Linked DNA regions of Homo sapiens: region 2 is linked to region 1. Evidence: read pairs that join two places in POLR2A ChIA-PET (ENCODE). Cell type or tissue: Panc1. All regions are shown on one strand. Each heading gives the region's core, and the rest is flanking DNA. Links, peaks and the distances in the headings are about the cores only. Region 1 overlaps DENND5B (DENN domain containing 5B). Region 2 has its middle 6.8 kb from the start of LINC02387.

Region 1 (11,837 bases), core at 4,805-7,304:
GATTGTGTGCCTTGACCCGGAAATGACGTCATTGCTGCCCACATATCATTGGCAAGAACTAATCGTTTGACCCCCACCCAGAAGCAGATTTTCTTTAAAACTTCTAGGCTCCTGGGGTTATCTGTCAGGGCAGGAAGAGAGGGAAATAGTGTGAGACTTAGCTTTGTTTTGTGGAGAAAGTCTCTGGTCACAAACAGGCTATGATGGAAGTGGATAGTGCAGGAGGTAACTTACTGGGGCCCTCCTAGTGGGAAGGTTTAGGGAGGAGAGTGAGTGAAGAAATATTTAACCATGATGATCAGGCTGAAAAACAGCCCCCAAGGTTCATAAATCTCAAATATTCCTCTTCATTTGCAACCCCACAAGCATGCTATAGAAATCTCTACCAGTAACTTTGAGCTGGGGATGGGGTCCCTATTTCCACTGCCAACTGAGAGGAAGCGTGAAGCAACCAGAAGGCCAGATCTCATATTCCTTTGGTGAAGAGAGATGTGTTCTTGGCATTCTAACATCATCTACATTCATAGTAGCAGAACTTTTGTGCTATATTTCATGTATTTTATGGAGATTGAGAAATTTTAGGAGTTCAGTATTTCCAGAGCTGCCCATGTACATTCTAGTATGTTAAGTTAAAAAATTAGTCACACTTCTTTTTAAATTATACATTATCTGTTTAAATATATGTCCTATAAAGTAGACTTTAAAGTCCAAACTTTATATAAATGGTGATTTACGTTATAGCGCACTTGAATCAGATGTACTTATTTCACTGGAAATTCTCTGAATTATTTAAACTGAAGTTAATTGGACTTTGGTAATCTAGAGGCAAGGATGAAATATTTGAATATGTAAATCTATTAAAATGATTTTTGCTTATGTGTAGTTCTCTATATAACTGGTTAAATTGACCTGGAATAGCTTTCATGTCTCATTTTATTAATGATTTTGTTTAAAACTAGGCTTCTGGGGTTACCTGTCAGGACAGGAAGAGAGGGAAATAGTGTGAGACTTAGCTTTGTTTTCTGGAGAAAGTCTCTGGTCAGAAACAGACTATGATTTTATCAGTGAGACATGAAATCAAACATGATAAACCTCTCTGATAAAACCGGAAACGAGGACTATGTGAAGTAATTGGAACTATTGGTAAATATTCCTAGTGATAACCTGAACATAGCCAAGAGTTTCTGCCTTAATCAGGGGAAAATACAGGCTTAAGATAGGAGCTGGGCAAAATTGTTAGACCAGTTAATGGATTTGTTTCCCTACTTTGCATCTCATTTTGTGGAAGTGATTTTCAGTGTCAATTGTTTGTTTAGACACAGAGTTTGGCCCTGTTGCCCAGGCTGGAATGGATCACAGCTCGTTGCAACCTCCACCTCCTGGGTTCAAGCCATCCTCCCACCTCAGCCTCCTGAGTAGCTGGGACTACAAGCACCTGCCACCACGCCCAGCTAATTTTTATATTTTTTGTAGAGACAGGGTTTTACCATGTTGCCTAGGCTGGTCTCAAGCTCCTGAACTCAAGCGATCTGCCCACCTCCACCTCCCAAAGTGCTAGGATTACAGGCATGAGCCACTGCACCCAGCCTTCATTGTCAATTGTAAAGCTCATGCTTGCTTTTCCTAACGGGGAGATTTTTGTGTCATAGTGTAATTCCCCTCTCTCCTCCTCTCATGAGTAGCTGTTATCCCTGTAAACTAAAGGGAAGAGAAATACCTGTAGTATATATTTAATTATTGAGGTCTCCTTCTTGAATTCTTTCATGCTAGTCCCATATGTAACAATTGTTTCCCTCCCAGAAGTGTGTTTCTGGAGGAGGGTGCTGACTTCTGTGCCCTCTGTGGCACCCTTAACCAAGGACTTGGATGTTTGCTCAGAGGTCTTTCAGCTATCTATCCATGACCATGGATGTCAGTTCACAGCCCTGGCTGTTCCTCAGAGATCTAAGTAACCACTTTGATGATTTCAGGGTTCTCTTAGATATTTGTAATAAACCGATTCCTTTATTACTCTAGTTCAGTTCTGTAGGCAGCTTTCTCAGCCCTTTGTTGTTTTTGTTGAGGAGAGAGTATGAAAGGTTTCTGTAAACCTTGTTTGGGATATTCAGTTCTCACAGTATCTGTGGGTAAGTAGCCCCCCAGCGTAGAAGCTTAATATTTGTTGCTGTCCTTGGATCATCAAACGTTGGGGGTGTGGATAGCAAGCTCTCTTGGCCATTGGTACCCTACATTATCATTATTGACTATTTAAAAGAAAGACTCTGACATCTCTTTAAAGATATCTGAGTTTTAGACATCTGAGTAACCAATAAAAGACATTCAGAAGTTTTTACACTCTTCAAAGCTGCTAAGTTATAGCCTGTGTCGTTACAGTAGTAAACTTTCCTCCAAGAGTTGACACTTTATAATTATGCTTAGGAATATTATTGACGAAATGGGATATCAGTATAAAGCAAATTTCAGCTTATGTTTGCATTGATAAACATGATTTATAAAAGGTAGATTACTTATAAGATTGAATATAATGTTTTTTTTGTTTTTGTTTTTGTTTTTGAGACAGCTTTGCTCTGTCACCCAGGCTGGAGTGCAGTGGCGTGATCTTGGCTCACTGCAACCTCCACCTCCCGGGTTTGAGGGATTCTTCTGCCTCAGCCTCCCAAGTAGCTGGGACTACAGGTGTGTGCCACCACACCCGGCTAATTTTTGTATTTTTAGTAGAGATGGGGTTTCACCATATTGGCCAGGCTGGTCTCGAACTCCTGACCTCGTGATCCGCCCACCTCCGCCTCCCAAAGTGCTAGGATTACAGGCGTGAGCCACTGCGCCCGGCAAGATTGAATATAATGTTGCTGGTGTTTTTACCTTAAATACTGGAATGTAATTTCTAAAATAAAGTTGTTTTTATATTTGCAGAAAAATTGAGAATGGAGTTCCCATATACTTGCCTCACCCCACACACACAATTTCCCCTATCATTAACCTCTCGTAGTATGGTACATTAGTTATAATTAATGAATAAATATTGATACATTATTGCTAACTAAAGTCTACACTCTATTTAGATTTCTTTTTTCTTTCTTTTTTTTTTTTTTGAGATGGAGTTTTGCTCTTGTTGCCCAGGCTGGAGTGCAGTGGCGCGTTCTCAGCTCACTGCAGCCTCCACCTCCCGGGTTCAGGCAATTCTTCTGCCTCAGCCTCCCAAGTAGCTGGGACTACAGGCATGCACCACCATGCCTGGTTAATTTTGTATTTTTAGTGGAGACAGGGTTTTGCCATGTTGGCCAGGCTGGTCTCAAACTCCTGACCTCAGGTGATCCGCCTTCCTTGGCCTCCCAAAGTATTGGGATTACGGGCATGAGCCACTGCGCCCGGCCTCTATTTAGATTTCTTTAGTTTTTACTTAATATTCTTGTATTCGTCTGTTTTCATGCTGCTAATAAAGATAGACTTGAGACCGGGCAATTTATAAAGGAAAGAGGTTGAATTGACTCACAGTTCCATAGGGCTGGGGAGGCCTCAGGAAACTTACAATTGTGGCGGAAGGGGAAGTAAACACATCCTTCTTCATATGGCAGCAGCAAGGAGAAGTGCAGAGTGAAGTGGGGGAAAGCCCCTTATAAAACCATCAGATTTTGTGAGAACTCACTATCCCAAGGACAGCATGGAGGTAACCAACCCCATAATTCAATTACTTCTCACTGGGTCCCTCCCACGGTGTGTGGGGATTATGGGAACTACAATTCAAGGTGAGATTTGGGTGAGGACATAGCCAAACCATATCAGTCTTTTTTCTGTTGAGGTATCCCATCCCCATAAGTTGTCATGTCTACTTAGGCTCCTTTTGGCTATGACAGAATCTCAGACTTTCATTGTTTTTGTTGTCCTTGATAGTTTTGATGAGTACTTATCAGATATACTATAGGTTACTCCTCCTGGAATTTGATGTTTTTCTTATGATTAGACTGGAGTTATGGGGTTCTGTGATAAGACTGTTTAACCTTGTAAGGAATTGCCAAACTCTCTTCCAAAGTGGCCGTACAATTTTGCATTCTCATCAGCAGTGAATGAGAATTACTGTCACTTCCTATCCTTGTCAATATTTGGTATAGTCAGCTTTTGGGACTTAAGCCATTCTAATCAATATGCAGTGGTTGGGATGTAATTTTTTTTTTTTTTTTTTTTTTTTTTGTGACAGTCTCACTTTGTCATCCAGGCTGAAGTGCAGTGGCATGATCTCAGATCACTACAACCTCCACCTCTTGGGTTCCAGTAATTCTCCTGCCTGGCCTTCCTGAGTAACTGGGATTATGGGCACCCACCACCATGCCCAGCTAATTTTTGTATTTTTAGTAGAGATGAGGTTTCACCATGTTGATCAGGCTGGTCTCGAACTCCTGACCTCAAGCAATTCACCTGCCTCGGCCTCCCGAAGTGCTGAGATTACAGTTGTGAGCCAACATGCCCAGCCAGGATGTAATTTTTTAAAGTTGGTCATTTAGTCTTACTGTCATACTTTTTAGGTTGAGCATTCCTAATCCAAAAATCTGAGATCCAGAATACTCCAAAATTTGAAACTTTTTGAGGCCAGTATTCTAATTTTCTAATTAGGGATGCTCTTTAATTTTTAAAGTTGGTCATTTAGTCTTACTGTCATACTTTTTAGGTTGAGCATTCCTAATCCAAAAATCCGAGATCTAAAATGCTCCAAAATTTGAACTTTTTGAGTGCCAGTATTCCAATTTTCTAATTAAGGATGCTCAACCTGTAAATATAATGCAAATATTTCAAAATCTGAAACAGTCAGAAATCCAAAACCCTTCTTGGTCCTAAGCATTTTGGATAAGGGATACTCAACTTGTATGATATCTGACTATAGAAGCATTAGCTTTCTCCTAATATTCCTCTTTAAGTAAGCATTAAGAAGAGAATATGTGTGCTATTTCCCATACAAAACCTGTTAGAGATATTTAATAGCATTTCACTTATTTTGTTAAAATTACCTATTCTCTTTGCTTTCATTACTAATCCCTTATCAGCTACATTCCATTGGTGTTAAGCTACATTCTAATGTTAATGTCTCCTGTGTGATTGCTTTTGGTTAATTATTCTCATTTTCCATTCTTCAAAGTCATTTTTGCTTTTTGTTTGTTTTTATTTGTTCATAAAGCTTTTTTGTTTCTGTTACATTATGTAGTTTTGTACCAATGGCTAGAAGCAGATCGTCATGGCAAGAGCCAAGGTGCTGCAAATACGACTTCAGGTAAAAATAAAATTAAGAACAAGGATGGGCTATTATAAATCATTATTTTAATTGACTGCAAGCCCATTATAAATGTTTCTTTATTCAGTTTTGCTTGGTCAGACTTGTAGATGTTATTTTATGTTTCTCTTCTCTCATCTGCATCTTAATTTTCATAAAGACTTCATTTGCTTCAAGCCTTGAAAACATGTATTCAGTAGTCTTTAAGCTCTCTTGGCAGATATTTCCTACTTTCTTAGGAGGAAAGGATTAATTGCAGCTTCAATTTAGTAGGAGGTTATTTGGCAGTGTTACTTGGAGTTAAGTTGATATGTAGTTGTAGCAGTCGTACAAATTTATAGTCCTTGTTTGTTTCAAGATAATATTTAAAAGGTAAATTTTAAGTACAGGATGCTTATGTAATTTTTCATTTCCTGGGAATCCAAATTCTTAGACTTGGTTATTTTCCTGTTTTTTTTTCCCAGCAGTAAATTCTAAGTTAGAGGTAAAACTTGTGTTTAAAATGAGAAGTATAGGTTGTTCCCCCATCTCTCATCCCCAAAAGTCATCACCAAGATTCTCTTCTTTTGGCCAGTGCTAGTAGGAATAGCTGCATCCAGTCATTTCTAAATTCTCTTTTTTTTTTTTTTTTTTGAGACGGAGCCTTACTCTGTCACCCAGGCTAGAGTGCGGTGGTGTGATCTTGGCTCACTGCAACCCCCACCTCCCGGGTTCAACTGATTCTCCTGCCTCAGTCTCCTGAGTAGCTGGGATTACACGTGCATGCCACCATGCTTGGCTAAGTTTTGTATTTTTAGTAGAGACAGGATTTCAGCACGTTCGCCAGGCTGGTCTCGAACTCCTGACCTCAAGTGATCCACCTGCCTCAGCCTCCCAAAGTGCTAGGATTACAGGCATGAGCCACAGTGCCCGGCCCATTTCTGAATTCTTAACAGTGATATCAGAATTTCTACATAGTTAGTTCTTCCCCTAATATCCTTCCAAATCATATTTGCCAAGACAGCTGTGTATATATAGCAATGATCTTTCCTGTTACCCCTTTTTTAAGCAGTCTAATAAGCAGTGGTGGTGGTGGTTTTGCTTTTCTTTTGTTAGATTTGTTACTGTTTTGTGGCTTTTTTTGTTTTTGTAAAATTATTTCTTTCTGGAGGTGGTTTCCTTCTTGTTGATTCTTTGTGTGTCAAGAAGGTGCAATGTTCCTTAGTTAACAGAACAATTATATTGAGAATGGCACTTTCATGACCTTTCTGATATATCTCCTGTCCCATTAATAACTTGATACATGAATGAAGATAATGTTATTTTAACTATACACAGGCAGGACTGAATTAAAAGGTAAGTGTTGCAAGGAGTTTTATGATAGGTTATGTCTTGTTTCTTCTGCTTCTGCAGTGTTTCATATTTTATTTACATTTGTGGATAATAAAAGCAAGTATTTCTGGTGTTAGAGGGTAGGTGAAGGAGAGGGTTTCTTGATGGCTATCATGAAGTTACGCTGTTGCTGTGTCAGTACACTATCAGCAGCTTAGACTATAACTGGGAGGAATTTTGTTTTTTCTCTAAAGTGAAATGAAAAGTAACCTAAAAAATCAATCTATCTTTCTTTTCTTTTCCTTTCTTTCCTCTCTTTCTTTCCCTTCCCTCCCCTCCCCTCTCCTCCCCGCCCCCTCCCCCTGCCCTTGCCCCTGCCCCTGCCCCTACCCCTCCCCTTGCCCCTCCCTGCCCCCTCCACTGCCCCTCCCCCTCCCCTTGCCCCCCCTGCCCCCTCCCCTTGCCCCTCCCTGCCCCCTCCGCTGCCCCTCCCCATGCCCCTCCCCCTCCACCCTCCCCATGCCGCTCCCCCTTACTTTCCTTTCTTTCGAGATGAGGTTTCACTATGTTGCTGGTCTCAAGTGATCTGCCCACCTCAGCCTCCCAAAGTGCTGGGATTACAGGCATGAGCCACCACATTCTGGCCAAGTAACTTTTTTTTAAATGAAGAAGTGAATAATTTACAATTTCTTAGTGTTCACAGGAAAATCTAGCATCAGCTTAAAAACATCATGGACTCTTCCTGAAATCAGTTCTGAGCCCTGAATCTGTTCTTCAGCCACATTGACTCTCATGGACAGTTTCACATTCCTCTGCTGACTTTTTGATGCTTACATACTCTAGAAGCTTGGTGCAAAAATTGATAAACTCTCCTTAAGGATGTCTGACAATTTCTCTTCTAGAAATGAATGCTCTCAACTCTTAGAAGATGGAAGTATGGAGTAGAAAAATACAGAGATGAAATGTTTGCCTAAATAAGTCAGAGGAATCTAAAGAAAATAATGATCATTAGCCAAGGACTTCAGTTAGAAATAGTAGTTTAGTTGCCTAAGCAAATGTATTTAAATTATGTGTCCTTGTTCAAAAAAATTCCTATGTATTTTATATTGTTGTCTCCAGCAAGATTTTTGAGTGTGACTTTTTCGTCCTTCTGCGATCTGTTTTGCATTCCAAGGTGGTTTTTTTTTTTCATATTTTTACCCAAAATAGAAACTGAGTCTAACTAGAAGTCAAATACAATTCATAAATCAAATTGCTTTGTGATATTTTTAATAGTATAAATACTGGTAAAGTGACATTTATCTTTTGCTGTAACAGCTAGTATTTTGCACTTAATTAGAACTCTAAAAGTAGGAAAACACACAACACAATAAAATTGTTGCAAGATCTTCTAGTTCCTTGATCCCAAATTTTTGACATTGGGAATTTAAGATCCGTCTACCTTAAAATATTTCATGAAACTAAAACATTTAGGGATAATAGGTCTTAAGGGAATTACTCTGGTTGAGGAGGTTAAAAAAACTAATCTGATAGCTATTATTGAATTTTCAATGTTTTACTTTTTAAAAAATTTATTAAAAAAAAAATAGGAAGAAAAGAAACGGGGTCTCACCATGTTGCCCAGGCTGGTTTCAAATTCCTGGGCTCAAGCAATCCTCCTACCTCAGCCTCCCAAAGTTCTGGGATTACAGGCATGAGCTACTGTGCCTGGCCTGAATTTTCTTAGTAATTAAAATGTAGCCTACTTTTATGTTTCCAGAATTTTGCCAGATAATGAATTTAACTTAGGATAGCTCATTTATTTTAAAAGGTTAGTATGTTTAATGTGTTCTGTCTACTAAACAGGATGACTCAGCAATGATGTTTCTAATTCTGTTAATTTTGTTACTGGAGAACCTGGATATGCAATCACATTTCTCAGAGATTTTTGTGGAAACTCAAGCAAAATTGCTTCCTTTGAGCACTGTAGCATGGGGGTCTAAGTGTGTATAAAATTTTAGGATCATAAGACATATGATTAGCTTAATGTAAGACTTTTCTTTTCTGAAGTAAATGTTTTCATATAGTTTATTATTACCACACACTGAAATGTGGACCATAATTAGGTTACAGCAATGATTATATTACCATATTTTGATTTTTAGTATCAGTTGAGTAGCCAGGATTTTAAAATTCAGATTCTGAAGTTTTAAATGCTGCTCTGTTGTTAACAGTTTTTTAGTTGTCCATCGGGATTTTACAATACAGATGGTTAGAGGCAGAAATTGAATCAGATCTCAACATTATCAGTCAGTAGTAGGACTATAAAATAAATAGAAAACTATGACATGCTTTTGGAAAAGTTCTAGATATTAACTATGTATTATTTGTTGTAGGCGAAAATTTTGACCAGAGTCCTTTGAGAAGAACATTCAAATCCAAAGTTCTCGCCCACTATCCTCAGAATATAGAATGGAACCCTTTTGATCAAGATGCGGTGAACATGGTATGTGTTTTTTTTCCCCTCATTTACTCTTTAGCCTTGTTTTCACTTTATTAATATGAAGGTAGTGACTGTATTTTGAATGTCTACCTTATTTCATTTCATTTATTCTTTAAGTGATTTTATAAGAAATGTGAGGCCGGGTGTGGTGGCTCACACCTGTAATCCCAGCACTTTGGGAGGCCGAGGCAGGTGGATCACCTGAGGTCAGTTTAAGACCAGCCTGACCAACATAGTGAAACCCCGTCTCTACTAAAAATACAAAAATTGGCCAGGTGTGGTGGCACATGCCTGTAATCCCAGCTACTCGGGAGGCTGAGGCAGGAGAATCACTTGAACCCAGGAGGCGGAGGTTGTGGTGAGCCGTGATCACGCCACTGCACTCCAGCCTGGGCAACAGAGCGAGACTCTGTCTCAAAAAAAGAAAAAAAAAGAAATGTGATACTCTCCTCATTTTAAAGATCTGGAAGCAGAAGCTCAGAGAAGCAAGTTACTTGCCCAGGGTTTCCATAGTTAATAAGTTTATACAATAGATCCTAAAAGCCCATTTTAGTTTCCTACTATTAAACTGTGTTGTGCATTTGTATTAATATGTAGAAGCTTTGATAAACAGTGATATTACTTTATTGGCCTGAGAGGAGCCTGATGGAAAGAGCCTGATTACAGTTCTCATGTTTCAAGGAATATTGTATGGTAGGCCTATAATTTGTCATTTTTACAGACAGTGTAAAGATGAAAAGCAACTTAATTGCGTTATTTAGGTACAGTAGAAATCTGAATTTGTATTATTGTTACCGGTGGATGGAGTCCAGCTTCTTGGTGTCTGGAACAAAAAATTGGACAAAACATACAAACAAAGCAAGGAAAGAATGAAGCGACAAAAGCAGAGATTTATTAAAAATGAAGGTACAATCCACAGGGTGGGAGCAGGCCCGAGCAAGCAGCTCAAGAGCCCATTATAGAATTTTCTGAGGTTTAAATACCCTCTAGAGGTTTTCCATTGGTTACTTAGTGTACACTCTATGTAAATGAAGTAATGGCCCACGATCAGTCTGTTTGGTTGTGGGAGGATATCAATCAGAAGCTGAAGCAAAGTTACACCCTACACAAACATACAACCAATCAGAGGCTGAAGTGAAGTTACAAAGTTACACTCCTATGCAAATGAAGACTTGGCCCACGACCATCCTGATTGGTTGTGGGAAGGAAACAATCAGAGGTACTTTCAGTTTTTAGTCTGTCATGCAGAAAAAGGGTAGGGGGAAGGTACAAAGGGAGTAGCCACTGGTCCTTTTGCTACTTGGGCATGGAAAGTTGGGGTTTTCCTTTTGATTTAGTTCTAGAAAGTCAGCATGAATCGGCCTTAGGTTCCCTGCCTCCAGACCCTGTTCTCCTGCCTCATAATGAGTTACCAGTGCTGATTAAATGTCTCTTTTATCCCTGCATGATGTTGTGCATCTATAAGCCCAGCTACTCAGGAGGTTGAGGCAGTGTGACTGCTTGAGCCCAGGAGTTTGAGACCAGAATGGGCACCATAGCAAGACCCTGTCTCAAAATAGGTAGGTAGGTAGGTAGGTAGGTAGGTAGGTAGAGGTAGGTAGGTAGGTAGGTGGATGGATGGATGGATGGATAGATAGATAGATAGATAGATAGATAGATAGATAGATAGATAGAAGATAGAGAGATAGTCAACCTTGAGAGGGTCTTAGAAATAAAGTAGGTCATAGTTTTCAGATTATTTAGGAAGGGCTCTTCTTAGAAGCCTGAATAATATTTGAGATGTTCATAAACTCTATGATTATATAATTCAGGGGGCCCCAAAGTAAGGAGGTAGCAGGCATGATAGATATAGAAATGAATTGGGTATATACGTAAGAATGGGAAAAAAATAAAAAAGATACAGAAATGATTAAAGGTGAACTGAGACACAGTGATAGCCATTGCTATTTTTGAGTTGTTTTGTTTGGTTTTTGTTTTTGTTTTTGAGATAGTCTCGCTCTGTCACCCAGGCTGGAGTGCAGTGGCACAATCTTGGCTCACTGCAACCTCCACCTCCTGGGTTCAGGCAATCCTCCTGCCTCAGCCTCCCGAGTAGCTGAGATTACAGGCGCACACCACTATGCCCAGCTAATCTTTTGTATTTTTAGTAGAGACAGGGTTTCACCATATTGGCCAGGCTGGTGTTGAACTCCTGACCTCAAGTGATCTGCCCTCCTTCAGCCTCCCAGAATGCTGGTATTATGAGCACATCCCACCACACCTGGCTCATTTTTGCATTTTTAGTAGAGATGGGGTTTTGCTATGTTGGCCAGGCTGGTCTTGTACTCCTGACCTCTAGTGATCCACCCGCCTCAGCCTCCCAAAGTGCTGGGATTACAGGCGTTAGCCACTGCACCCGGCCTCTTTTTTAGTATTTTAAAGATATTGTTAAAAGACTCCATTATAACCTGATAATCTAACAGAAGGAAATTAATATTCACTAGATGCCTGCTAGAGTACTTTATGTATGTTATTTTCACATACATGTTTACATGTACCCAGTGAGAATTCTTATATTTTCAAAGGTTAAGTAATTTGCCCAAAGTTAGGCAGTAAGACTCAGAAATTAAATCCAGATCATTTTTACTCTCTAGCTCACTTTTTTTCTCAACTGCCTTGCTGCCTTCCCAAAAGAAAAACTGTGTAACTGAGTTTTGATCTACACTGGAAATGTTATGGGTCACACTGGACCCTTTGTGATATTTTTGTATCACAGTAAACTCTTTCCAGCCTGGGCTCGCTCTA
Region 2 (11,837 bases), core at 3,999-6,498, 120 kb after region 1:
TTAGCAACCTAAATGTGAAAGATGAAACATAATTTTTAGGAGAAAATACAAAATGTACTTATTAACTTGGGAAAGGGAAGTTTTCTTAAGACATTTAAATTATAAAGGATAAGTGATAAATTTGACTATGTTCACAGGTGTTTTGCTATAAAAAAATTGACTATATAAAAATTAAGAATTTCTGGTCATCAAAATATATCATTAAAAAGGAGAAGGCCTGTAATCCCAGCATTTTGGGAGGCCAAGGCGAGTGCATCACTTGAGGTCAGGAGTTCAAGACCAGCCTGGCCAACATGGCAAAACCCTGTCTCTCCTAAAAATACAAAAATTAGCTGGGTGTGGTGACAGGTGCCTGTAATCCCAGCTACTCGGGAGGCTGAGGCAGGAGAATCGCTTGAACCCGGGAGGCGGAGGTTGCAGTAGCTGAGATCATGCCACTGCACTACAGCGTGGGGGACAGGAGTGAGACTTCATCTCAAAAAAACAAAACAAAAACCATGAAATTCTTTTTTTTTTTTTTTTTTTTTTTTTTTTTGAGACGGAGTCTCACTCTGTCACCAGGCTGGAGTGCAGTGGTGCAATCTTGGCTCACTGCAACTTCCACCTCCCAGGTTCAAGTGATTCTCCTGTCTCAGCCTCACGAGTAGCTGGGACTACAGGTGCGTGCCACCATGCCTGGCTAATTTTTTGTATTTTTAGTAGAGATGGGGTTTCACCATATTAGCCAGGATGGTCTCGATCTCCTGACCTCGTGATCTGCCCAACTCGGCCTCCCAAAGTGCTGGGATTACAGGCGTGAGCCACTGTGCCCGGCCCTAAAATACACGTTAAATTATTGCTCTCATAGTTTATATTCCAGTGGAGGAGTTACATAATAAACATACGTAATAAATATAGTAATTAGATAGCAATAATAGTGGCGGGATGCAGTGGCTCACGCCTGTAATCCCAGCACTTTGGGAGGCCATGGAGGGTGGATCACAAGGTCAGGAGTTCGAGACCAGCCTGGCCAACATGGTGAAAACGTCTTTACTAAAAATACAAAAATTAGCCAGGCGTGGTGGCATGCACCTGTAATCCCAGCTACTCGGGAGGTTGAGGCAGAAGAATTGCTTGAACCTGGGAGGCGGAGGTTGCAGTGAGCCAAGATTGTGCCACTGCACTCCAGCCTGGGTGACAGAGCAAGACTGTCTCAAAAAAAAATAAATAATAATAGCAAATGGCCGGGTGTGGTGGCTCATGCCTGTAATCCCAACAGTTTGGGAGGCTGAGGCAGGCAGATCTCTTGAGGCCAGGAGTTCAAGACCAGCCTGACCAACATGGTGAAACCTCATCTCTACTAAAAATACAAATATTAGCCAGGTTTAGTGGTGGGCGCCTGTAATTCCAGCTACTGGGGAGACTGAGGCAGAAGAATTGCTTGAACATGGGAGGCAGAGGCTACAGTGAGCCGAGATCATGCAACTGCACTCCAGCCTGGACAATAGAGTGAGAATCTGCTCAAAAAAATAAAAATAAAAAATAAAATAACAGCAGAGAAGAGGGATTGAAAGTATAGTTGGGGCTGCTGACTACAATTAATGGGTTGCTAGGGAAGGCCTTACTGAAAAATGGAGTTGCCTTTAACTGAGATTGGAAAAGCTGTAAAAGAAAACAAGTTTGGCTGGGCACGGTGGCTCATGCCTGTAATCCCAGCACTCTGGGAGGCCAAGGCAGGCGGATCACCTGAAGTCAGGAGTTCAGGACCAGCCTGGCCAACATGGTGAAACCCCGTCTCTACTAAAAATACAAAAAACTAGCTGGGCGTGGTGGTACACACTTGTAATCCCAGCTACTCGAGAGGCTGAGGCTGGAGAATCACTTGAACCCGGGAGGTGGAGGTTGCAGTAAGCCAAGATCGCACCATTGCACTTCAGACTGGGGGACAAGAGCGAGACTTCATCTCAAAAAAAAAAAAGGAAAAAAAGAAAAGAAAAGTTTGTGGGAGGAGCATCAAGAGCTACTTTTGGGGATAACAAATTTGCGATGCTTTTGAGACACCTTTTAGACATCCAGATAGAGATGCTGGGTAAGCATCTGCACATATGGATTGGGAGTTCAGGAGAGAATAATAGTGTATTCATCACGGTCCAATCAGGAGACAGAAACCACACAGCAATTTGAACTGGGGTAGTTGAATGTAAAGAATAATGTAGGCTGGGCGTGGTGGGTCACGCCTGTAATCCCAGCACTTTGGGAGGCCAAGGTGGGTAGATCATGAGGTCAGGAGTTTGAGACCAGCCTGAACAACATGGTGAAACCCTATCTCTACTAAAAATACAAAAAGTAGCCAGGCGTGGTGGCGCGTGCCTGTAACCCCAGCTACTCTGGAGGCTGAGGGAGGAGAATTGCTTGAAGCCGGGAGGCGGAGGTTGCAGTGAGCCGAGATCGCACCACTGCACTCCAGCCTGGGCAACAGAGAGGGACTGTCTCAAAAAAAAAAAAAAAAGTATAATGTATTAGGGTTCTCCAGAGAAACAGAACTAATAGGATATGTTATAGATAGAGAAACATTTTAAGGAATTGGCTCACACAATTGTGGAGGCCTGGGGAGTCTAAATCTTTATTGTGGGCCATCAGGTTGGAGACTCAGGGAAGAGACAGTTCAAGCCAAAAGGCAGTCTGCTGGCAGAATTTCTTCTTGCTCAGGAGGAAGTCAGTCTTTTTTATATTAACTCCTTAAACTGGATGAGGCCCACCCATATTACGGATAGTAATTTGCTTTACTCGAAGTCCACCAATTAAAATGTTAATCTCGCCAGGCACTGTAATCCCAGCACTTTGGGAGGCCGAGGTGGGTGGATCACAGGGTCAGGAGTTCGAGACCAGCCTCACCAACATGGTGAAACGTCGCCTCTACTAAAAATACAAAAATTAGATGGGCATGATGGCACACGCCTGTAATCCCAGCTACTCAGGAGGCTGAGGCAGGAGAATCGCTTGAACCCAGGAGGCAAAGGTTGCAGTGAGCCGAGATCATGCCACAGCACTCCAGCCTGGGTGACAGAGCAAGGCTCCATCACAAAAAAAAACAAAAAACAAAACCATTAATCTCATCCAAAAACACCTTCATAGTAGTATCCAGAATAATGTTTGACCAAGTTTCTGGGCACCCTGGCCCAGTTAAGTTGAACTAAGATTACCTATCACAAACAATAACAAGAAATTGGAATAATGGAGGATCTGATGCCAGGTGATGAAAACAAAACTCTTAATATAAGAAAAACATTTATAGGGAACAGCCATTAACTATAGGGCTGAGTTGGCTGGGCGCCGTGGCTCACATCTGTAATCCCAGCACTTTGGGAGGCTGAGGCGGGCGGATCACGAGGTCAGGAGATCGAGATCATCATGGCTAACATGGTGAAACCCCATCTCTACTAAAAATTAAAAAACTTAGCCAGGCATAGTGGCGCATGCCTGTAGTCCCAGCTACTCTGGAGGCTGAGGCAGGGGAATCGCTTGAACCCAGGAGGCAGAGGTTGCTGTGAGCAGAGATCACACCACTACACTCCAGCCTGGGCAACAGAGTGAGACTCCGTCCCCCCCAAAACAAAAACAAAAACAAAAAACAAAAAAAACCGATAGGCCTGAGTCAAGGCAAATCTAAATGAGCCCCCTCTGCCTGAGGTTGAACCAGACCCTGACAGAGGGTACAACCTTCTCTCTGGGTGGCAAAGAAGTTTACTGAGGCTGGGCACAGCGGCTCACACCTGTAATCTCAACACTGTGGGAGGCTGAGGCAGTCGGATTGCTTGAGCCTAGGAGTTCGAGACTAGCCTGGGCAACATAGCAAAACCCCGTCTCTACTAAAAATACAAAATATTAGCCTGGCGTGGTGGCACGTGCCTGTGTTCCCAGCTACCTGCAGGGCTGAGGTGAGAGGATTGCTTGAGCCCCAGAGGTGAAGGTTGCAGTGAGCCGAGATCGTGCCACTGCACTCCTGTCTGGGCAATAGAGTGAGACCCAGTCTCAAAAAAATAAAAATGAGTTTACTGAGACATTTAAAATAAGTGGACTTGTTTGGAATCTGCCCCCAGGTGCCAAGGACACATCCATGAGGAGGTGCCATACTCCAGAACTTGCTGGGACACCACAGAGGAAATTCAATGTCTTGGTCTGGATTTGGGGAGCTATAGCTGGACTTTAGATATAAATTTGGGAGTTTCCAGCATGTATAAATGGAACTTAATGTCATGAAACCAATATTAAATCATGTGTTCATGAGAACACAAAGGGATTGAGTTATTAAATCTAAAACATTGATTTTAATTTTGTGATATGGATGTGGCATGATTTGTTTGACATTTAGATTACTCTCATTTTTTTCACTATTCTGAACAATGTTACGATGAAAAACGTTACAGGCACGGTGACTCAACCCGTAATCCCAGCACTTTGGGAAGATGAGGCAGGAGGATCACTGGAGCCCAGGAGTTCAAGACCAGCCTGGGGAACATACTAAGACCCTGTCTCTCTACTAAATAAATAAATAAATAGAAAAGAAAGACATCTAAATAGCTCCCAATGTTTCTCTATTCCAAAAAAACTATAATGAACAAACATCCTTATTTTGTAAGAAATTACCTCTTTTATTTATTTATTTATTTATTTATTTATTTAAAGATGGAGTTTCGCTCTTGTTGCCCAGGCTGGAGTGCAATGGCATGATCTCGGCTCATCGCAACCTCTGCCTCCCAGGTTCAAGCGATTCTCCTGTCTCAGCCCCCCTAGTAGCTGGGATTATGGCATGCGCCACCACGCCCGGCTAATTTTGTATTTTTAGTAGAGACGGGGTTTCTCCATGTTGGTCAGGCTGGTCTCAAACTCCCGACCTCAGGTGATCCGCCCACCTCGGCCTCCCAAAGTGCTGGGATTACAGGCATGAGCCACCGCGCCCGGCCTAGAAATTACCTCTTTTAAAGGTCAAAGGCAAATGTTAACAACTCCATAGGATTCAACCTAATATTTTTGATAATTCTTTTGATTCTTTATCCTGACATGTACTGTACTTTGATTCAAATATATACGATTTTAGAACATGTTGAAAAAAGGAAAAAAAAAGAGCAATTAATGTGGGTTGCAAAGCCTAAAAATAAGTCACTCAAATGAGGGCTGGTGCGTGGGCCAGATGCTCCCTGTTCTCTAGAATAATATAAGCTTGAGGTCTATCATTTGCTTAACCCATAGCCTGTGTTCTTTTTTTTTTTTTTTTTTTTGAGACGGAGTCGCCCTGTCGCCCAGGCTAGAGTGCAGTGGCATGATCTCAGCTCACTGCAACCTCTGCCTCCCAGGTTCAAGCAATTCTCCTGCCTCAGCATCCCAAGTAGCTGGGATTACAGGCATACACCACCACACCCAGCTAATTTTCTTTGTATTTTTAGCAGAGACAGGGTTTCACCATGTTGGCCAGGCTGGTTTCAAACTCCTGACCTCAAGTGATCCACCTGTCTCGGCCTCCCAAAGTGCTAGGATTACAGGCGTGAGCCACTGCGCCTGGCCAACCTGTGTTCTTAAATGCCTCAAAACTTTCTTGAATTTCTCACTTATATCCTATTCAAAAATAACAAAAAGGCTGGGCGCAGTGGCTCACGCCTGTAATCCCCCTACTTTGGAAGGCCGAGCCGGGCGGATCACAAGGTCAGGAGATCCAGACCATCCTGGCTAACACGGTGAAACTCCGTCTATACTAAAAATACAAAAACATTAGCCGGACGTGGCGGCGTGCGCCTGTAGTCCCAGCTGCTGGGGAGGCTGAGGCAGAAGAATGGCGTGAACGCGGGAGGCGGAGCTTGCAGTGAGCCGAGATGGCGCCACTGCACTCCAGCCTGGGTGACAGAGCAAGACTCCGTCTCAAAAAAAAAAAAAGCTTCAAAACATGAAGAAGGAAAAAAGCCTGATGGAATCAATGAGAAATAGACAAATCTTCAATTATAGTCAGATCCTGTTGTCAATAATTGATAGAATAGAAAATCAGGGCCGGGCACAGTGGCTCACGCCTGTAATCCCAGCACTTTGGGAGGCCGAGGCAGGTGGATCACGAGGTCAGGAGCTCAAGACCAGCCTGGCCAGCATGGTGAAACCCCATCTCCAGTAAAAATACAAAAATTAGCCAGGCATGGTGGTGTGCGCTTGTAGTCTAGCTACTCAGGAGACTGAGGCAGGAGAACTGCTTGAACCCAGGAGGCAGAGGTTGCAGTGAGCTGAGATCGTGTCACTGCACTCCAGCCTGGGTAACAGAGCGAGACTCCATCTAAAAAAAAAAAAAAAAAAAATTCCAACAAAACAACAGCAGAATATGCATTCTTTCCAAGTACACAAAAATCATTTATCAAGATTGGTCAGGCCGGGCACAGTGGCTCATGCCTGTAATCCCAGCACTTTGGGAGCCCAAGGCAGGCTTATCACTTGAGGTCAGTACTTTTGAGAGCAGCCTAGTCAACGTGATAAAACCCCATCTCTACCAAAAAATACAAAAATTAGGTGAAAAAATTAGCTGGGCGTGGTGGCAAGGGCCTGTAATCCCAAACTACTCAGGAGGCTGAGGCAGGAGAATCACTTGAACCCAGGAGTCGGAGGTTGCATTAAGCTGAGATCATACTACTGCACTCCAGCCTGGGTGACAGAGCGAGACACTGAAACAAATAAAATAAAACACAGGGAAAATCTTTTTCACCAAAGATTTCTTAGATACAACAAGAAAATGCAGTACATAAAATAAAAACTTGATAAAGTGGACTTCACAAAACTTTTTTCTTTTTTTTTTTTTTTGAGACAAAGCCTGGCTCTGTCTCCCAGGCTAGAGTGCAGTGGTGTGATCTCAGCTCACTGCAGCCTCTGCCTCCCAGTTTAAGTGATTCTTGTGCCTCAGCCACCCGAGTAGCTGGGATTACAGGCACTAGCCACCACACCCAGCTAATTTTTGTTATTTTTAGTAGAGACGGAGTTTCACCATGTTGGCAAGGCTGGTCTCGAACTCCTGACCTCAGTTGATCCACCTGCCTTGGCCTCCAAAAGTGCTGAGATTACAAGTGTGAGGATGTCATAAAATTAAGAATGGCCAGGCATGGTGTTTCATGCCTGTAATTCCAGGCATGGGATTATATCCTTTGGGAGGCCAAGGTGGGAGGATCACTTGAGGCCAGGAGTTTGAGATCAGCCTGAGCAACACGGCAAAACTCTGTCTGTCTCTCTCTCTCTACAAAAAGAAAAGAAAAAAAAAAAGATGGGCCAGGCGCAGTGGCTCACACCTGTAATCCCAGCACTTTGAGAGGCCAAGGCAGGTGGATCACCTGAGGTCAGGAGTTCAAGACCAGCCTGGCCAACATGGCGAAATCCAGTCTCTACTAAAAATACAGAAATTAGCCGTGTGTGGTGGCGCTTGCCTGCAATCCCAGCTACTTGGGTCGCTGAGGCAGGAGAATCGCTTGAACCCAGGAGGCGGAGGTTGCAGTGAGCCAAGACTGCACCACTGCACTCCAGCCTGGGTGACAGAGCAAGACTCTGTCTCAAAAAAAAAAAAGAAAAAAGAAAAAGATGGACAGTGTCTTTGTTCATTCAGGCTTCTATAAGAAAATACCAGCCTGGGCAACATAGGGAGACCCCATTTCTACAAATATCAAAAAATTGGCCAGGCATGGTGTCATGCACCTGTTGTCCCAGATACTTGGAAAGCTGAGGTGGGAGCATTGTTTGAACTCAGGAGGTTGAAGCTGCAATGAGCCATGATCATGCCACTGTACTCCAGCCTGGGTAACAGAGCAAGACCCTGTCTCAAAAAAAGAAAAGAAAAAAATACCATATGCGGGATGACTTATAAAGAATAAACAACAGGTCGGGTGTGGTGGCTCATGCCTGTAATCCCAGCACTTTGGGAGGCTGAGGTGGGCGGATCACATGAAGTCAGGAGTTTGAGACCAGCCTGACCAATATGATGAAACCCCATCTCTACTAAAAATACAAAAATTAGTTGGGCTTGGTGACGGGTGGCTGTAATCCCAGCTACTCGGGAGGCTGAGACTGGAGAATTGCTTGAACCTGGGAGGAAGAGGTTGCTGTGAGCTGAGATTGTGCCACTGCACTCTAGCCTGGGCAACAAGAGCAAACTCTGTCTCAAAAACAAAACAAAACAAAACAAAAAACAGACATAATTGTGGAGGCTGGGAAGTCCAAGAGCCAAGGTGCTAGTATCTGGTGAGAGCCTATTCCTCACAGACGGTGCCTTACAGCTGTGCACTCACATGGTGGAAGGGGTAAACAATCTCCTTTGGCCCTCTTATAAGGGCGTGAAGCCCATTCATCACCTCTCAAATGACCCCAACTCTTAATACTATCACATTGGAGATTAGGTTTCAATGTACGAATTTTGAGGGGATACAAAAGTTGTGACCATAACAATGATCAAGCTCATATGCTTCTTATTCTGACCAAAGATCTGGTGGAACATGTTTGCAGCAGAGGCCTTGGGTCCTGAAAGAAATAAATCTGCCAGGCCCAGGACTAAGTACTCTTCTACCAGAATGTATGCTCTCTGAAAGAAATTTAGGAGAATGCAAAGATAAGCCACAGACTGGTAGAGAATATTAGCAACACACATATCTGGCAAAGGGCTTGTATCCAGAGTATATAATGAACCCTCAAAATGCAATAATAAGATAAACAGCCCAACAACAAAAAAAGGGCAAATGGCCGGGCGCAGTGGCTCACTCATGCCTGTAATCCCAGCACTTTGGGAGGCCGAGATGGGCAGATCACGAGGTCAGCAGATCAAGACCATCCTGGCTAACACGGTGAAACCCTGTCTCTACTAAAAATACAAAAAAAAAAATTAGCCGGGCGTGGTGACCGGCGCCTGTAGTCCCAGCTACTCGGGAGGCTGAGGCAGGAGAATGGCGTGAACCCAGGAGGCGGAGCTTGCAGTGAGCCGAGATCGCATCACTGCACTCCAGCCTGGGGGACAGAGCAAGACTCCATCTCAAAAAAAAAAAAAAGCGTGCAAATGATTTGAATAGGCACTTCACCAAAGAAAAACATAAAAGGATGTCAAAAAGCCCACAAAAGGCTGGACACAGTGGGTCATGCCTTTAATCCCAGCACTTCAGGAGGCCAAGGCAGGAGGATTGCTTGAGCTCAGGAGTTTGAGAACATTCTGAGCAACATAGCGAGACCCTGTCTCTACAAATAGTTTAAAATTTAGGCCAGGCTCAGTGGCTCACACCTGTAATCCAAGCACTTTGGGAGGCCGAGGCGGGCAGATCACGACGTCAAGAGATGGAGACCATCCTGGCCAACATGGTGAAACCCCATCTTTACTAAAAATACAAATTAGCTGGGCGTGGTGGCGCCAGCCAGTAGTCCCAGCTACTTGGGAGGCTGAGGCAGGAGAATCACTTAAACCCAGGAGGTGGAGCTTGCAGTGAGCCGAGATCGCGCCACTGCACTCCAGCCTGGCAACAGAGTGAGACTCCATCTCTAAAAAAAAAAAAATTAGGCTGGGCACGGTGGCTCACTCCTGTCATCCCAGAAATTTGGGAGGCCAAGGCAGGTGGATCACCTGAGGTCAGGAGTTCAAGACCAGTCTGGCCAACATGGTGTAACCCCGTCTCTACTAAAAAAATACAAAAATCAGCCAGACCTAGTGGTGCGCACCTGTAATTCCAGCTACTTGGGAGGCTGAGGCAGGAGAATCACTTGAACCTGGGAGGTGGAGCTTGCAGTAAGCCAAGATGGCGCCACTGCACTCCAGCCTGGCAACAGAGCAAGTCTCCGTCTCTTAAAAAAAAAAAAAAAAAAATTAGGCCGGGCGCGGTGGCTCACTTCTGTCATCCCAGAAATTTGGGAGGCCAAGGCAGGTGGATCACCTGAGTTCAGGAGTTCAAGACCAGCCTGGCCAACATGGTGTAACCCCGTCTCTACTAAAAAAATACAAAAATCAGCCGGGCCTAGTGGTGCGCACCTGTAATTCCAGCTACTTGGGAGGCTGAGGCAGGAGAATCACTTGAACCCGGGAGGCGGAGGTTGCGGTAAGCCAAGATCACACCACTGCACTCCAGCCTGGGCGACAAGAGCAAAACTCTGGCAAAAAAAAAAAAAAGAGAGAGAATTACCTAATTCTCATAGATTTTAGTTTACGTATTTGTCTTTTTTTTTTTTTTTTTTTTTTTTTTGAGACAGAGTCTTCTCAGTTGCCTAGGCTGGAGTGCAGTGGTGCAATCTCAGCTCACTGCAACATCCTCCTCCGGGGTTCAAGAGATTCTCCTCTCTCAGCCTCCCGAGCAGCTGGGACTACAGGCACGAGCCACCTGGTTAATTTTTCTATTTTTAGTAGAGCCGGGGTTTCACTATGTTGACCAGACTGGTCTCGAACTCCTGACCTCAAGTGACCCACCCACCTCGGCTTCCCAAAGTGCTGGGATTACAGGAGTGAGCCACTGCGCCTGGCCTTGTATATTTAGTTTAGAACAATGCCTGGCACACAGTAAGAAAACAAAAAATGTTACCTACAAAAAAGAAAAAGGAATCCTACCTCTGAGTGCAGTCTCACCTGAATTCTTTCCCTCCCACCCCCACCTCTGGGTTTGTTAAGTCATTCTCCCCTCCCACAGGATCTGCACCACTGTTCCTCCTTTATCACACTCACTTGTCACACAAGTTTTTAACCTTTGGGCAGCTATAAATTCCTTTGACAATCTAAGGAAAGCTACACCATCCCCAGGAAAACACACATATGCACGCACACACACACTCTTAGGTACAATTCTGGGGTGCCTATAGAACTCTAACACTAACCTGCCTTTTTAGATCCCTGAGTTAAATGGACATTAATGTCAAAGACTCCTTATTCCTTTGGAGCAGCAAACCTCAACAGGTCACAGGAGATTCCCAGAGCAGATCCTTACTGCAAGGATCAGAGTCCAAACGAGGCTTCACCAATCTGAGCTCATCTGAGATGCAAATTGCATTTCTCCCAGGCGGGGAGAGGACTCTCATTGTTCCTTCCTGACTGCATTTTTAGAGCTGACCCTTCACCCTCATGGGGGAAGGGCGCTACAGGGATGAGGGCAGGGAGGAGGCCGGTTACCAAATGAAAGAATGGGGCTGCTGGAGATTCTAAGATCATTTATTTATAAACTTCTGCAGCCCTGCTAACATCCATGCTTGTGATTTACCTCACCTCTGTCTCCCAGTTGGTAATCAACAAACCCGTACTACCAAAATGACCTATGCTTCTGTCTTCTGCCGCAGGAGAGGGTGATAACACGGGAGGCTGCTCTCCCACCCCACCCTTTGAGAAAAAGAGGAAGACTGGCCAGTATAAACGTGGCAAATAGCCCTGTCACTTCCCATAAGTTCTGTAATCTCCGTGAGCTTCCATTTTGCCTTTAGAGTGGGAATAATAAAACAGACCTCATACTTTTGTGTGAAAGCGAGGGAACTGCAAATCTCCTGCCCCTAGTAGCACTAATAATTGTTAGCTGCTGCTTCTTAATATTACATAGCACCTGGAAGGATGACGGGCCTGCTTGCTAAAGCTGGCTGTGAGTTTGGGGTCGGCTTGAGGAGAAGAGCAGAGTGCAGGGAGCTTCCTGGAACAGGGCCTGTCTGTCTTATACTTTCACTCTAGACAGCCCTTTCCCGTTTTGGTGTTCAGGAAATATGCCCCAGATCTTCAAGGGCTTCACCGTCCCTTCCCTTTAACTAGGATTCAGATGCCCTCATCTACAGACGGTTCCGTCATAAGGCCAAAAATGATTGGATTCAAAGGATCTGAAAGATTGGTCCAGCCCTTTCTTTATTCT

What was found. Peaks named below come from ENCODE experiments on the same cell type or tissue, not always from the same donor. Only the 100,000 strongest peaks of a DNase experiment are listed, where the experiment ranks them.
Region 2: POLR2A ChIA-PET joins it to region 1 with 8 read pairs; 2 of 35 experiments call an interaction of 5 or more read pairs at or near these places.

What each region holds. Positions count from the first base shown.
Region 1 is chr12:31,493,029-31,504,865 of GRCh38, reverse strand. DENND5B (DENN domain containing 5B) reads left to right here. Exons shown (of 21, transcript NM_144973.4): 2 at 8,947-9,056. Among named protein-coding and RNA genes, the nearest start is that of DENND5B-AS1, 91 kb to the left of the region's middle. In Panc1, for the core only: no CTCF peak of the experiment used is centred there; no DNase peak of the experiment used is centred there; H3K4me3 peaks cover 220 bases; H3K27ac peaks cover 1,474 bases.
Region 2 is chr12:31,370,217-31,382,053 of GRCh38, reverse strand. No RefSeq gene overlaps it. Among named protein-coding and RNA genes, the nearest start is that of LINC02387, 6.8 kb to the right of the region's middle. RefSeq lists enhancers at 10,496-11,104, 11,105-11,712. In Panc1, for the core only: no CTCF peak of the experiment used is centred there; no DNase peak of the experiment used is centred there.